Linked DNA regions of Homo sapiens: region 2 is linked to region 1. A link is a loop called in an ENCODE intact Hi-C map of the cell type or tissue named here. Cell type or tissue: Calu3. All regions are shown on one strand. Each heading gives the region's core, and the rest is flanking DNA. Links, peaks and the distances in the headings are about the cores only. Region 1 has its middle 130 kb from the start of IPMK. Region 2 has its middle 180 kb from the start of IPMK.

Region 1 (2,923 bases), core at 207-2,706:
ATTTATTTTCTTTCATCTGACTTCAATGTTGATGCTTTTTTAATTGTCTCTGCTTTTTTAAAAAATGTACTTTTTAAAAATCAACAAATAATACTTGTACATATTCATGGGGTACATAGTGATGTTTTGATACATATAATGTATAATAATCAGATCAGGGCAATTAGCCTATTCACCACCTCAAACATTGATCATATCTATATGTGTATATCTATATCTATATCTATATCTATATCTATATCTATATCTATATCTATATCTATATCTATATCTATAAAACACTGAGGTTTGGGGTGTGAATAATCCCATCACCCAGGTAGTAAACATTGTACCGGACAGGACAGGTAATTTTTAAGACCTTTCCTTCCTCCCTCTCTCCTTTCTCTAAGTAGCTCCCAGTGTCTATTTTTCCCATCTTTATGTCCTTATCTACCCAATGTTTAGCTTGCACTTATAAGTGAGAACATGCAGTATTTGGTTTTCTGTTCCTGTGCTAATTTGCTTAGGATAATGGCCACCAGTTGCATCCATGTTGCTGCAAAGGACATGACTTCATTCTTTTTCATGTATGCCAACTTTTTGGGGAAAAAAACTAGGTAGAGAAGCAGATAGAGAAGAGAAGAAAAGGAGAAGACACGGGAGGAAAACAGAAAATGGAAATGAATAAGATAAAAACCACCTTTGAAAATTATGACAGAGGATAATGATAGCGAAAGAGGTTTGACCTAACTGACTCCATCTTATTCTAACCCCCAAGCTATCCTTGGTAATTCCTGGGCATAGGCTAAACTAACTTTGTGAGGAACTTAGTTTATAGCTTAACTTTGAAACAAAGGTGATAACAGCCCTCTCCAAAAACAAACTCTTTCCTGCCTGGGGACTAGACTGCCTTTGTAGGACTAACAAATTAGCCACAAGATTAGAAATTATGGTTTAAGAGTCAGGCAGCTGGAGGCTGCAAGATTCTGAAGCTCCCCTAATTGCTCCTGGGGTTAACATCACTATTGTAAAACCTAAGATCAGTTCTTGAGATATTTTGCGGACCCTGTACTCAGTGGATCAGCTGGCATCACCCAGGCTGATAAACTGGCTCATTTGGTCTTGTGGCCCCAACCCAGGAATTTACTCAGCATAAGAGGACAGCTTCAACTTCCTATGATTTCATCTCTGACCCGACCAATCAGCACTCCCTACTTTGCAACCCCCTACCCACCAAATTATCCTTAAAAACCCCAATCGTTGGGGTTTTTGGGGGACTGATTTGAGCCATAATAAAACTCTAGTCCGTGCAGCTGGCTCTGTGTGAATTAAACTCTTTCTCTAAGAAGGAAAGCTGTAGAAAGAAAGTCCCTTTGTGGGGTTGCCTTGGGTTTCATGTTTCTTGGCTGTGAATTATTGACTACTGGATTCTGGGACATTTGCCAAATTTTAATGGCACAATTAGGCATCGGGGTAATAGAGGTAAATTGGCAGAATCTCTCCTTCCTCTCCCTATCCCTTCAGACTCTGTGGCCGCCTTAATTGGGTCCTGGAAAATGGTCAGAAGTGAATGAAAGCAAGCCGACCACTCACAATATTTTATTAGCAACGGAACTGGATTTCACAAGGGAGAAATTCAATGTGGTATTGTGTAACATGCAGGATAAGGATGGGGGATAGACCCAACCTAGGAAGTTTAACATCTAATGAAAATCGATGACCCTCTAAATGAATTTTCAGGGTGAGAAGATAAGGCCAGGATATTGCTTTTGGAAGAATTTTATTTAAACAAACCTGAAGAGTCTACTATGTTCCTGGTACTGTGCTGAGTGTTTCCTATATAAATTGTTTCATATTTTCAAATATTTCCCCCCCTCTGTTAAAAGAAAACTTCAGACAAATTAAATTCAACACAGTTTAATTGAGCAAGGGAAAAAATAAAAACAATTTGCAAATCAGGCAGCCTCCAGATTCACAGCAGATTCAGAGAGACTCCAGGGATGCCTCATGGTCAGAGCAAATTCATAGGCAAAAAAAAGGGAAAGTGACACACAGAAATTGGAAATGCGGTACAGAAACAGCTGGATTGGTTACAGGTTGGCATTTGCCTTATTTGAACACAGTTTGAACACTCAGCAGTGTATGAGTCGTTGAAGTACGGCTGCTGGGATTGGCCAAGACTCAGCTATTGTTACAGGTGCATACTCCTAAGATAGGTTTCCAATCTTGTCTGCCTACTAAGTTAGGTTAGTTTGTCCAAAAGGACTCAAATATGGAAGTACAGAGTCCTTCTCAGGAATATTTAGTTTACTTTAACATTTCAAAGCAGTGATCTTATGCTATTGAAGACAATAGATATAAGTATCAATCCTTGGGATCAAAGTTTTTTCTACCTTTTCTTTGTTTCCCCGCATGGCCTTGAGTTATCTCTTTGGAATCTTGATTATCTTGAAGATTCTCTTAGCATGGTGTGAAGCTCATGGCCTTATAGTCACAGACCTAGGCATGGTGATATACACCTATATTTTGGCTCATACATGTGGACCTGAAGTAAATGCTTTACTAGGACACAGTGCCCACAGTTGGTAAACCTTGAACATTTGTATTCTCTTGATTGTCTGTATTTACTACATTGGTCAGCCTTAGTATTTTCCATGCAGAAATCCTTTCTTGTAACTCTTGGGGATGGTGTGTATATGTGTGTGTATATATATATGTGTGTATATATGTGTGTGTGTGTGTGTATATACGTATATATATATATACGTATATATATATACGTGTGTATATATATACGTGTGTATATATATACGTGTGTATATATATATATATATATATATATATATATATTTTTTTTTTTTCAAATTCCAGGTCCCAGAAAAAATTTCAGCTGAGAAATCAGAAACATGGAAAAAGGTATTATAGTTCTCTTGAAAGAATTAAC
Region 2 (2,923 bases), core at 227-2,726, 51 kb after region 1:
CCTTTCTTCTCTTCTCCTCTTTCCCTTCCTTTTTTTTTCTGCTTTACCTTATTAAGTACCTTATTAAGTACTCATAAGTATTTTTTCTGCTTTACCTTATTAAATACTCCATTTGTACTTAATAAAGCATGATAGCAGGCTTCTTATCTTTTTACTGACTTCAAAGTGAACACTGCTACTAGGTTATTATTCAGTTTGCTGCAGGCGTTTATTAGATACCTTTGCCATATAAAGGAATTCTTCTTGTCTACATACTTTGCTAAGAGTTTCTATTACCAATAACTGGTGCTGAATTTATTCTGCCAGCATTTCACTTGAAAAAAATTTTTGAACTTTTCTTCCAAAGCTTTTTTTTAACCCATAGTTTGCTTCTGTTCTTGGTCTTTCCATTATCTTGGAGTTGATTTCCAGATAATGTTTCTAGTTGTTTATGGTACTTTTAATAATAAGTAGATGTTTCAAAGGTTTGATGACCACAGGCCTTTTTCTACCCCTGCATGACTCTGATTCATTTTTGTATCCTATATTTACAACTCTACTTATATGTATGGATAAAATTCAAGTGCCCTTGTCAACTTTTTGCCTGATGAGAATGCTAGCAATTCAGAAGACAGAACAATAAGTTTAGGTTGTTCCTATTCATTTCAAACTTACAGTAATTTAATAATTTATATTTTTATGGCATTATTAGAAAATCCTATTACCACAAAATAAACCCTCTCAATATTCAAAATACCATTTGTGCTCAGGTATCAAAAATTTATACAGTGAGCCAAAGGGTGAGTAAGGAGAGAGCCAGTTCTTTTCTTTTTTAGATTATTGTTTCTTTTGCAATAGTTGCAAATACCTCTCACTTCCTCCACTCCTGAGGCTTGCAGAGGCTTGTAGATCATAGTTGATCATTGAAGAATGTGGGTGGGGAGAGGGTTGGGGGAGAGTTGGTTAGGGGTGCTGAACCCTGTACAGTTGAAAATCTATGTATAACTTTTGACTCCTCAAAAACTTAACTATGAATAGCCTACTGTTGGCCAGAAACTTTACCAATAATAGTTGATTAACACATTTTGTATATTATATGTGTTATATATTGTATTCTTAAAGTAAGATAGAGAAATGAAATGTTATTTAAAAAATCATAGAGACTAAAAAATAAATCTTCTATTTGTTAAGTGGAAATGGATCATCATAAAGGTCTTCGTCCCTGCTGTCTTCATGTTGATGGGCTGAGAAGGAGGGGAAAGAGGAAGTGTTGGTCTTGCTGTCTCCAGGGTGGCACAGGCAGAGATGGAGGATGTGGAAGGGGAGGCAGGAGAGGCTGGCATACTAGGTGTAACTTACATTGAAAAAAAGTTCAAGGGTCAACTGTAATTGTACCTACTTAAAGGTGAGGGTGAGGGCACCCTTTCTAAAATTTCACTTGTCAGCAAAGATTGCGACAATTCTGTTTTGTCAGTTCCTGCACTGCTCCTCTCACATTGTTCTATATCTGTTAGTAAGATTTCTTAGTTAGCCAGATATCTATTGAAGTTTTCTGAGGGTAAAAAAGATAAATTTTCTTTTATAAAAAGAATTTAAAAGTTCAGGCTGGGCACGGTGGCTCACCCCTGTAATCCTAGCACTTTGGGATGCTGAGGCGGCAGAATCACCTGAGGTCAAGAGTTTGGGACCAGCCTGGCCAACATGATGAAGTCTCGTCTCTACTAAAAATACAAAAATTAGCCAGGTGTGGTGGCATGCACCTGTAATCCCAGCTATTGAAGAGGCTGAGGCAGGAGAATTGCTTGGACCTGGAGAGTGGAGATTGCAGCGAGCTGAGATTGTGCCACTTCACTCCAGCCTGGGTGAAAGAGCAAAATTCTGTCTCAATTAAAAAAAAAAAGTTCAAATCAAACCACAGTTCTAAATCTAAGGTACTGCTGCCTTGGAGTTTATGTCCAGATATTTTGGTCTGATACACAGAAGCTTCATACATGCCTGGTGCCTGGCTGGTTTACTGATCAGATGGGTGATAAGCTGCCACTGTCATTTTATGACTGAGAGCAGATTCTATCTATGTATATAAATTGGTGACTATAGGGCATTTAATTCTAAAGATTGCCTTGGGTAATAGAAATTCTCTATCTGAAAGTGTAGCCAAATCTCCACTTGTGCACTTCTGAGGTTCCACATCAAATTATTATAGCACGGAGTGTGTTGAAGCCTTCTAACAGAATAACATTAGTCCTTAGTGATTTTCCTGAGAGAAAGGGAAAATGACCACATATTCACCACTCTTCAAAATGCAGCAGTTCAAAAATGAACTGGTAAGAGAAATGGAATAGCATGGACCAAACTGAGAGTTCAGATCTCTCCCCACCCAGTACACTGACTAATACTGCTCCCATATGTTGACAATAGTTTCATTATTAATTAACTCAGCAGAGATATTCAAGTTGCTTTCCTAGCTCTATTCTTTGGTAAGTGAAGTATTATTTGAAGATATTGGAGAGTTGAGTATCCATCTTAAAGTGATTACGGAAGCAGAATCCTTGTTCCTCAACAGAGAAGCCAGGATGAGTTGATCTTATCTAGAACATGCTTATTCAAGGCCAGCAAGGTAGTAAATCATCAAGTTTGAGAACTGCTGGTGACACTGTGTATGGTAGGTCTTGCCAAATCTGGAAATCTCAATTATTGCCAGACCAATAATTGAGTCTTACGTATGCCTGCAAAGCACATGGCTGCCACTCAACAGTTTAATGGACTGTTTAGGACAAAACTTACTCTGGTAATTCATGGGCTTCAGTTTCAAGAAATCAGCAGGGAGAGAGCAGAGTTATTGTTTGCATTAGTCCATTCTCACATTGCTATGAAGAACTACCTGAGACTGGGAAATTTAAAAAGAAAAGAGGTTTAATTGGCTCATGGTTCTGCAGGCTGTACA

The links. Hi-C counts contacts between places; a loop is a spot of excess contacts. Peaks named below come from ENCODE experiments on the same cell type or tissue, not always from the same donor. Only the 100,000 strongest peaks of a DNase experiment are listed, where the experiment ranks them.
Region 2: it touches region 1 in a loop (2.3-fold over the local background); 1 of 110 quality-filtered maps calls a loop at or near these places.

Annotation. Positions count from the first base shown.
Region 1 is chr10:58,136,594-58,139,516 of GRCh38, reverse strand. No RefSeq gene overlaps it. Among named protein-coding and RNA genes, the nearest start is that of IPMK, 130 kb to the left of the region's middle. In Calu3, for the core only: no CTCF peak of the experiment used is centred there; DNase peaks (open chromatin) are centred at 1,106, 1,436 and 2,106.
Region 2 is chr10:58,086,033-58,088,955 of GRCh38, reverse strand. No RefSeq gene overlaps it. Among named protein-coding and RNA genes, the nearest start is that of IPMK, 180 kb to the left of the region's middle. In Calu3, for the core only: no CTCF peak of the experiment used is centred there; no DNase peak of the experiment used is centred there.